Regions from separate parts of the Homo sapiens genome. Here region 1 is linked to region 2. The links are chromatin loops, found by intact Hi-C in ENCODE. Cell type or tissue: mammary epithelial cell. All regions are shown on one strand. Each heading gives the region's core, and the rest is flanking DNA. Links, peaks and the distances in the headings are about the cores only.

What was found. Hi-C counts contacts between places; a loop is a spot of excess contacts. Peaks named below come from ENCODE experiments on the same cell type or tissue, not always from the same donor. Only the 100,000 strongest peaks of a DNase experiment are listed, where the experiment ranks them.
Region 1: it touches region 2 in a loop (12-fold over the local background); 8 of 110 quality-filtered maps call a loop at or near these places.

What each region holds. Positions count from the first base shown.
Region 1 is chr12:77,009,031-77,014,413 of GRCh38, reverse strand. No RefSeq gene overlaps it. Among named protein-coding and RNA genes, the nearest start is that of E2F7, 54 kb to the left of the region's middle. In mammary epithelial cell, for the core only: a CTCF peak has its summit at 3,289 (motif pointing right); no DNase peak of the experiment used is centred there.
Region 2 is chr12:76,950,024-76,955,406 of GRCh38, reverse strand. No RefSeq gene overlaps it. Among named protein-coding and RNA genes, the nearest start is that of CSRP2, 74 kb to the right of the region's middle. In mammary epithelial cell, for the core only: a CTCF peak has its summit at 2,214 (motif pointing left); a DNase peak (open chromatin) is centred at 2,236; H3K27ac peaks cover 325 bases.

The sequences.
Region 1 (5,383 bases), core at 237-5,236, 59 kb before region 2:
TTAGAGAAACTCTTGTACACAGAGAGACAGGTATAACAGTGTTTATTGTGCCATTGTTTGTAACAATCAAAAGATATAAACAAACTGAAGTTCCAACAACAGGGATAAATAAACTGTGATCTCTTTCCATAATGTACTACTACTAAATAGTTTAACTGAAATAGCTAGATCTATATGTAACAACATGGATATGTCTAAAATATATACTGCTGAGTGGAAAAAGCTGTAAATATAGCAAAGGTTAACAGTTGGTAATTTTGGGATATAAATTCTCATGTCTTTTTTGTATTGATCTCTGTATTTTTCTGTATGATGGAATAAGTTGTAAAATTAAAATGAATACAGTTGACCCTTAAACAATGAAGGGGTGGGGACTGTGACCTGCATGTAGTCGAAAATCTAAATATAACTTTTGACTTCCCCAAAACTTAACTACTAATAGTCTACTGTTGACCAGAGGCCTTACCAATAACATAAACAGTTGATTAACACATATTCTGCATGTTGTATGCATTATATACTGTATTCCTATGATAAAGTAAGCTAGAGAAAAGAAAATGTCATTAAGAAAACTATGAAGAAGAAAAAATGTATTTACTATTCATTAAATGAAACTGGATCATCATAAAGATCTTCATCCTCATCATCTTCACATTGAGTAGGCTGAGGAAGAGGAAGGAGAAGGGTTGGTCTTGCTGTCTCAGGGGTGGAAAAGGCAGAAGAAGTGGAGAAGGTGGAAGGGGAGGCAGGAGAAGCAGTCTTGCTGGGTGTAACTGTTTTGAAAAAAAGTCCCGTGTAAGTGGACCCACACAGTTCAAACCCATGTTGTTCTAGGGTCAACTGTATTTTTAACAATTTTAGAAAATGATAACCATCTGTTTACTATGGTTATCAACAGTTCCTAGATTTTGGATTTTTGTGATAAGTTATTACATTGGCTTGAAGACCTGTGATCTCTTCCTGGAGGAGGTGTGTACATCCTTACCATGTTGAACTCAAGAGTGGCCATGAACTTACTTTTTCTAAAGAAACTAGATGGAAATGATGTGTGTTCTCCTGAAACAGAAGTTTTGAAAGACTGCTCATGGTTTACAAGATCTTGTTTCTCTCTCTGCCAAGAAACCAGATGCTCCAAATGGGCTGCTCTGTTACTGTCTTGGGCAAGAAGCAGAGCTGTAGCCAATCTGCAATGAACAAGGACTTGTCTTCAAGTTGTTGAGTTTTGGGGTTGTTTGCTACCTCGACCTAATTTAGGCTATCCTGACTGGCATAATTTAATAATAATAATAACTGAGGGGACCAACACAGCATGGCCAACATGGGATTTTAGAAAGTCAGAGCTTTCAAAATCATTGCTAACATTTCCCAACACCATCTTTTGTTGTTGGTTTGGTTTTTTTCGGGGTTTTTTTAGTGCAGAAGTTATTCTAGCAAAATAATAGTGACTTAAACTCAGTGAATCCAACACTGAAACCTTAACTATGCCCCCTCGACCCCTACCATGGCAGCTCATTTTGGCATCAGCCTTATGAAACGCTTCCTTACAGAGAAGCTTTTGGGATAAACCAGTGATTTCAGCATCAGTGTGGAAAGACTTTTCAAAGGATAGATCTATACAGATAATTTTAAGGGGATTAATTTATTTATATCTTCAAATTCCATCTGGGTGCATCTCTAAAATATATTTGCCTAGGTAATCTCTGGTCAACTGTTAAGCTAGTTCTCTGTTCCCATTGCCCCTTTCTCTAAATTTTCCCTCTCATTGCAAAAGAAGAGCTTACCTCCCATGCAATTGAAGGTTACAAACATTCCCTGTCTGGGGTATAGAAACCTCTAGAACATCCATCACAGGGATGATTTGAAATATTGTCTGTGCTGAAAGAGTAAATTATTCTGATGACTGGGCACCAAATCCTGCTGCAGGTCCTGTAGTTTCCGATTCCTTGGCTGTCAACAACCTTGAAGCAAAACCTAATCAATGTGTCTACTGGTCATTAAAAAAAGAAAATTATTTAAAGTATAAGTCGGCTGGGCACAGTGGCTCTCGCTTACAATCCCAGCACTTTGGGAGGCAGATCACCTGAGGTCAGGAGTTCGAGACCAGCCTGGCCAAAATGGTGAAATCTCATCTCTACTAAAAAAGATCACCTGAGGTCAGGAGTTCGAGACCAGCCTGGCCAAAATGGCGAAATCTCATCTCTACTAAAAATACAAAAATTAGCCACGCTTGGTGGTGGGCACCTGTAATCCCAGATATTCAAGAGGCTGAGGCAGGAGAATTGCTTGAACCCGGGAGGTGGAGGTGCAGTGAGCTGAGATCACGCCACTGCACTCCAGCCTGGGCGACAGAGCGAGACTCTGTCTCAAAAATAAAATAAATTTTTTAAAAAAGTATACATCATTTAGGGCAAATAACTTGGAAATTGTTCTAAAAATTCAGTTAATGCTGCCTAATAAAATTTCTTCCATACTTATTTCTGTGACTGAAGTTTCTTGAGGCTTACAACTAGAGAAAAATGATAAATATGAATAGTATCGATGCTGACCCTTGTCTCATTCTAGCAATAATATTCATCATGGATATGTAAACTAATTTTTAAAGCTTCATATATCTCAAGTATTAATTACTTTTTAATGTTTAATAATTATTTTAAATAAATTTAAATAAAGTAAATAAAATTATTTTCAATAAATATTTTAACATTTGTGTTTCAATCAGTTGTATACTTAAAAATGTAGATAACTAAAGCCTTGTGGTCAACAGAAAAAATTATAACTTAACTTTTAATTTATATTTATTTTTGTTATAGAGAAATATATATAGTGTTTTATATATACATAATATTAAATATAGCATTATATATTAAAACATAAATGTGTGTAAAACAGAATTTAAGTCTATTGGGGAAATGGAATTCAAATATAAGACCAAGGAGGAAAAGGAATTATGTGAAAATTACTCATTTATAAAAGCTTTTTTGTGTAATTTAAAAATAGCTGATGGTGAATATCAAATCCCACTGGTATTTAAATTCCCTTCTATACATTTAAAGGAGAAATATAGCAATTTTATTTTGAAATGTCAATATTCATGAACCATAAGAGATTATATTATTTACAACCATTTAAACTTATAATTAAAATGTTTACATATCAACTTAAAAATGTGCCATAAGTTTTCAAAATTATTTTCAGGGGCACGTGAGCAAAACCATCGGAAGGTCTCAGAGATAGAGCTTCTTATACCCATCCCTCAGCTCCCGCTAGGCTCCCCGCATTGTCCACACGGTGGCAGTAGTGTCTGTGCAGCCTGACGGATTTCCAAAGCTAGAAGACTTCTAAACCATTTCTATATTTCATTTGCAATCAACGTGTTAAATAAACAGTTTACATTTCCCTTGCATTAGAGCAATAAATGTCCACTGTGACTTACCACTGCTGAATTTCAAAATATTTCATTAAAATTTCCAGTCATGTAACAAATAAATAGCTATAAATACCAGAGCTACATAAATCACTTTTCACCCACCTGGGAATGAGCCGGACGTTAAATTCATTTTTACACTCCTCCCTGCTTCTCTCTTCCCCACTGTTCACACAGTGTCTGCCCACCCCTTAGCTTCAGTTGCTAAGCAACTGAAAGAGCTTTGTTGTTCTTGAACACTAACCATTAATTGCCCTCATTTTCTCCAATGAGAACATGCCTGCAGCCCAAATTACCTCCTTTTCCTGAAGAACAGACCAAGATGCTTATAACTTATGCTAATCATAAGGCAAATCCCATCCCAATAGAGAAATGCAAGAAAAGGAAATCCAGAATGCTTGAGCAACTCTGAACATAGTACACAAACACTGTGCTCATAAGGGCCAATTTTGCCTTATTTAAAAGATTATGATTGTATTGAGCACCTATTATATGCTAGGCACTATGCGAGTGCTTAACATGCATTATTTATTTTAATACTCAACCCCACTTTTTGAAGGTTTTTATGCCTCAGAATGGGACAACTTTTTAAGATTGAGTTGGACAAAAGGTAAATTGTTGTTTTAAGGAAGGGGAAATGGGAATGGAAACTGGCTTACCAGTTAGGAAAATCTGGTTTTCTCTCTTTTTTTTTTTTTTTTTTGAGACGGAGTCTACCTCTGTCGCCCAGGCTGGAGTGCAGTGGTACGATCTCGGCTCACTGCAAGCTCCGCCTCCCGGGTTCACGCCATTCTCCTGCCTCAGACTCCAGAGTAGCTGGGACTACAGGCGCCCGCCACCACACCCGGCTAATTTTTTGTATTTTTTAGTAGAGACGGGGTTTCACCGTGTTAGCCAGGATGGTCTCAATCTCCTGACCTCGTGATACGCCTGCCTCAGCCTCCCAAAGTGCTGGGATTACGGGCGTGAGCCACTGCGCCCAGCCAGTTTTCTATCTTAATTTTTACTTTAATTATCTGGATTGGAAAGCTCAGGCCCTTAGAAGTTAAATGACTTGCCTAGATTCTGTCAGAACCTAACGCCATTGTGGCACATTGCCTCTAGCTCATATTGGACACAGAATGATGTGGGAATTACTATCTTTCAACATCTTTGCCCAACATGTAGAAATATGATGAAAATTTCTACATTAAAATTCTGGTAGTCTCTTGATGCATGAAAGAAATGTTTGCGGTATGAGGGGAGTTGTGACCCCAGTTTGAATCTTGCTTTGCCACTTGTATAACCTGAGAAAGTTCCCATCTCATTTGGGGCCTCAGTTTTTCCTCTGTAAAAATAAAGGTAAGTACTATCTACCTCATAGGAATGATTTGAAGATTAATGTTGTATATTAATTGGAGTATGTTAAACTCCTGTAACAAATGGACTGCAAAGTGCATAATGGTTCAAACACTATGCAGGTTTTCTTCTCGCTCACCTTGTAGGGCAAGGTAGGCATACCTCATCAGCAGCATGCCTCTGCTTCAGGGGAACAGGTTGACGGCAGTTCTGCGGTCATCAACACAGGACTTTCAAGATCACCTAGGCATCATTTTCACCCAGGGAAGCTGGAAGCAGGGAAAAGGGGAAGGAGCATATTTGAGAGGCTTTTGGAAGTCAGACCAGGAGATGGGACACGACTTCCACTCACATTCCATCAGCTGGTACTCAGGCACAGAGACACAGCCATCTGCAAGAAGCTGAGAGATATAACCTGCCCGAGTGCCCAGAAGAAAGGAACCCAGAATTTGGAGAATACCTAGCAATCTCTGCCAAGGGTCATGTTTCTGTAATCATTTCTTACTATGCACAGAATAAGAGTTGAGTTAGTGTTAGCTTCTTCCCTTCTCTCATTCCTTTCTCACTTTTTCTCTTGCTATCATCCATTCTACTATATAAATAATATTTCTCATATCAGAT
Region 2 (5,383 bases), core at 212-5,211:
ATTGGTCCTTCCTTTCTATTTTAGACACTTCAATAATGATTTGTATCATTTTGAAGAACTCTTAGAAGTGGATGTATGTTTCTATTGAATGAAATGCTGTACAAAGCAGAAACTGTAGGCAACTTCAGGAAGGCCAAAATATTTAAGTTACACATGCATTATCATATTTTTTTTTTTTTTTTTTTTTTTTTTTGACACGGAGTCTCGCTCTGTCGCCCAGGTCGGACTGCGGACTGCAGTGGCGCAATCTCGGCTCACTGCAAGCTCCGCTTCCCGGGTTCACGCCATTCTCCCGCCTCAGCCTCCCGAGTAGCTGGGACTACAGGCGCCCGGCACCGCGCCCGGCTAATTTTTTGTATTTTTAGTAGAGACGGGGTTTCACCTTGTTAGCCAGGATGGTCTCGATCTCCTGACCTCATGATCCACCCGCCTCGGCCTCCCAAAGTGCTGGGATTACAGGCGTGAGCCACCGCGCCCGGCCGCATTATCATATTTTATCATCACAACAACCCTATGAAAGAGCTATTATCTTTTTTTTTTTAAGTGGGGAACTGAGGCTCAAAGGACTAAGATATTTGCCTCAGCTTTTACCTTTGGAAAGTTGCACAATGGAAATTGAACACACTTTGCCAAAGTATATCCAAAATACTTTGTAGATTTTACTAGAATACCATGCTATGTGGCCTAGAAAAAAAAAAATTCTGGGAAAGGGGCAGATTCAAACAGGGTTGAGAGGAAAAAAAAATTCCTTAGACGGGAATTTCCATGAAATTTGTAAGATAAATAATCAGAAATTAAAAGGGAGGTTTGTTGCTCTGTATAAGGAAGGCAAAAAAAAGAACCACACTATTTTTTTTTTTATTATCGTTGTTGTTAGAGGAAAGGTAGCTGCACTCTAACTAGCTGAGTGACTTTGGGGAATGTACTTCACATGTGAGTCTCAGTTTTCTCATCTGTAAGATAAGTGACTGTGAGAATTCAATGATATAATATAAAAAGTACTTAGCTATAGTGACTGACATGTTGTAAGTTTCAAAACTGTTAACTATTATCATCATCATGATTATTCTAATTATTTCTCTTTCCCTGCCCCAATCAGTGCTCACCAATGAGTGAGAATTTATTATATTCCTCTTGTGTTCTTTGAGAAGATTGGTTTCTAAGAGATTTCTCTCTCTCTCACACACACACAGACACACACACACACACACACACACACACAAGATGTGCCTACAGGCAACAGAAAAAAAGTAATATTAGAACAATCTGCAACATGAATGATATGAATGATCTTGGACCATCACCAAGATCAGTAGGACTTCACCCCCTGGCCAATAAATAACACTCACATCTCTCTTACATGGAGCGTGGCTTCCAGAGTGCCAAAGCTGCCAGTCCTCTGTGGCTGGAAGGAAAGTTGTCATATAGGGAAGACTAAAAGCAAAACAAGAAGGTCACAAAGGAAGGGACCTCCTATTCTCTAAGAAAGATGAAAACGGATCTTTTGCTGTTTTGCTTGATGTTTAAAACGCACTGAGTGAATTCAATCTTTTGAAAAGCATATGGACATGCCAGGATTTTGGTTTTTTTTTTTTTTTTTTTTGGGGGGGGGAAATTTGCTATACCTGAAACATTTTTTTCCTAAAAATGTCTAAGCTGGATTTCCTAAAAATATCTGACATTTTTTCCCTATCAATGTCTAAACTGGCAACAGTTATAAATAAACTCTTTGCTGGAATCCTAGGAATTGATTCTTAAAACTTAATATAGTTGTAGTTAGTGGTTTATAGACTGTTGAATAACTAGGCCAATAAAGCAAGCAATGGGACCAAGAGGGTAAGTGGTAGGAGGCAGGTGGATGGCTTCATTTATACAAGGCTGGGGGTCTCAGGGTGCCAAGTAGGGCTTGTGTGGAGCCAACCATCTAATGATGAGAGAAATTAACAACTGGCTGGTAAGGATATGTAACCTTTAATCTGTTCCACTTCTGGTCTTCCAGATTTCTTTCTCTCTCTTGATTTCAGTCTCTGAGTCTGGAGCCTGAAACCCATAATAGTGTGAACACAGCAATTTATTAATGTAGAAGTACTTTATATTTCAGAAGTATAATTTCAGAGCTGGGAAGGATTTGGGGAGGGGTGATCTCGTTCAGACTAGAACAGTCAGTCATCTCTTCACTAGGATGACACCAGCATGACAAAGACCAGGAGTGCCACCCTCAGGCTGTAGAACAGATGGAGAACTGGAAAAACTGGCTGGAAAGGAAAGTGAGAGAAAGGGAAGGCAGAAAAGAACAATGGAAATTAGCTGCAGTGGAGAGTGGCAGCTACAGTAATTGTTGTAAGACTTTCTTACAGTGTCTGTGACTCGAAGCCATATCTACCCCTGGGCTAGATTTTACCTATGCCATTCGACATGTGACCTGATATTAGAGATATAACAGAAAATTATGTGCCAGGCACAATTGCTAATGCCTGCAATCCCAATAATTTGGAAGGCCGAGGCAAGGGGATTGCTTGAGCCCAGGACTTTGAGACCTGCCTGGACAACATAGCAAGACCCTGACTCTACAAAAAGTAATAAATTAGTCAGGCACGGTAGCACATGCCTGTAGTTTTTGCTATTTGGGAGGCAGAGGTGGTTGGATCCCTTGAGCCCAGGAGTTTGAGGCTGAAGTGAGCTATAATTGTATCACTGCACTCCAGCCTTGGTGACAGAGTGAGACCCTGTATCAAAAAAGAAAAGAAAGAAAATGATGGTCTACCTTTTCATGAGTCCTACATCCCCAATTATTTCTTTGCTAGTAGGCAGGGAGTCATATCATCCCAGACTCTGAGCTTAGACAAGTGGGGTATGTGTGATCTTCCCATGCACCATCACTATCTCCCTAAATAATGCATAATGGTTATTTGCTTAATATTTTACAGTTTACAAAGCAATAAAGCTCCATGGTTAAGACTCTGGAATCAGAGAGCCTGAGATTGAACCTTACCTCTTACTGGTTGTGTGACATGGGGCAAGGTAATTCATCCATTCAGCAAATACTTATGACCATAATGCACCAGGCACTACAAACATAACAATGAACCAAACAAATGTCCTTCTTTGTATCATGTATCTCATATGCCAGTGGAAGAGGTAGACCGTGAACAAATAAGTAGACACATGCATACTAGACCGCAATAGGGGCTAAGGAGAAAAAATATAAAGCAGAGAAGGGGTAGCCGAAAAATTGGAGGTGTGAGCTGCACATTTACATATAGTGACCAAGGAAGGCTTACTAAGAAGATGAATTTTGAGGAAAAAAAAAGACTCAAAGGAAGGAATCATGTAGATAATTGGGGGAAACACATCCAGGGGCAAAAGCTGCCCGGGGTGATGACCCTAAGTAAGGGGAAAGGTGGTGTCCAAGGTCACAGTAACTGACTTGAGCAAGTGAGGGAGAGAGTGGGATAAGAAAAAGCCAGAGAGGCAGCCTTGTAGAACATAGGGTGGATTTTGGCTTTTACTCTGGATAAGGTGGAAAGATTTTAAGTAGAGTAGTGACAAGATCTGACTCAAGTTTCAGCAGGATTATTCTGCCTGTTGTGTTAAGGATACATTGAAGAGACAGATGATGAAAACAGGAAGACCAGTTGGGAATCTATTGCAATAACCCAGGCAAGAAACAAGATGGTTTATATTAACTAACATCTCTGTGTGGGTTTTTTTCCCTCTATAAAATGGGCATAGTAATGCTCATTGTTCTGGGTAGGCAGTGCGATGCTGCATTAATAGATGTAAAGCCTTTAGAACAGTGCCTAGCATATAGCAAACACTAAAATATCAGCTATTATTTGGTCTCATTTGAATCCCTCAACTAGCTCCATTTAATGGATGTAGAAACTGAAACTTAAAAAACTTAAATAAGGCTGGGCGTGGTGGCTCATACCTGTAATCCCAACACTTTGGGAGGCCAAGGTGGGTGGATCACTTGAGGCCAGGAGTTCGAGACCAGTCCGGCCAACATGGCTAAACCCCATCTCTAGCCAGGTGTGGTGGCGTGTGCCTGTGGTCCCAGCTACTCAGGAGGCTAAGGCATGAGAATCACTTGACTAGGGAGGCAGAGATTGCAATGAGCTGAGATCTCACCACTGCACTCTAGCCTGTGCAACAGAGTGAGACCCTGTCTCGAAAGAAAGAAAGAAAGAAAGAAAGAAAGAAAGAAAGAAAGAAAGAAAGAAAGAAAGAAGAAAGAAAGAGAGGAAAAGAAAAGAAAAGAAAAGAAAAGAAAAGAAAAGAAAAGAAAGAAAGAGGAAGGGAGGGGAGGGGAGGGAAGGAGAAAAAGGGAGGGAGGGAGAGAGGGAGGAAGGAAGGAAGGAAGGAAAGAAGGAAGGGGAAAACTTAAATGACTTGTCTAAAGTCACAATATCTTGAAAGTGTTACAGGCAGGAATTGAACATGAGTCTTAAGCCTGTGTGCTTTACAGTGTGACATGTTGCTTCTACTTTCAGGGAAGTAATTCATTCAAACTTCCTTCTGGCCATGAACATTTGCTCTGATTCTGTTCATCAGTTTAACCTGTCACCCAACAAGGTCCTGAGCAAACCCTGGGCCATAGAACAAGTAGGTTTGATGAATGGAAGAAGACAGGGAGAGGTTCAGAGTATAGAATGACTCCTAGTTGAAGTAAGCCCACACTGAGAACTTAGAGAGGATAAGCGTGAGACACCTTAGGAAGAAGGTAAAAGAAAAACATAGAAAGAAGACAAAATGTGTGGGCATGTTAAAAAAGCTAAAGAATAAAAGGAAAGGCCAGGCGCAGTGGCTCACACCTGTAATCCCAGCACTTTGGGAGGCCAAGGCGGGCGGATCACCCGAGGTCAGGAGTTCGAGACCAGCCTGGCCAACATGGTGAAACCTCGTCTCTACTAAAAATACAAAATTAGCTGGGCATGGTGTTGTGCGCCTGTAGTCCTGGCTACTCAGGAGGCTGAGGCAGGAGAATCTCTTGAATCCGGGAGTGGGAGGTTGCAGTGAGCTCAGATCCTGCCATTGCACTACAGCCTGTGCAACAAGAGCAAAACTCCCTCTCAAAAGAAAAAAAAAAAAAAGAATAAAAGGAAAGAATAGAAACAAGAGATTAAATCCTAGAAGCAAATTTTACCTTTTTCAAAATCCTGATCAGGGTTGACCCTGCCTTGTCTTTTACACTCCATAAGTTTCTTGAGTAACTTTGCTTTTGACCTGCTCCCAGTTTTCCACATCTCTTTTTAGCATTGATAAAATGCAGCCAGCCAATAAAATTGAGAAACAACTAACGTAGAAGAAACAGAGAAGAAAGTGTATCTAAAATTAAGATCAATTGAAGAACAAGATCACTATAATCTGGAGCTAATTAAGA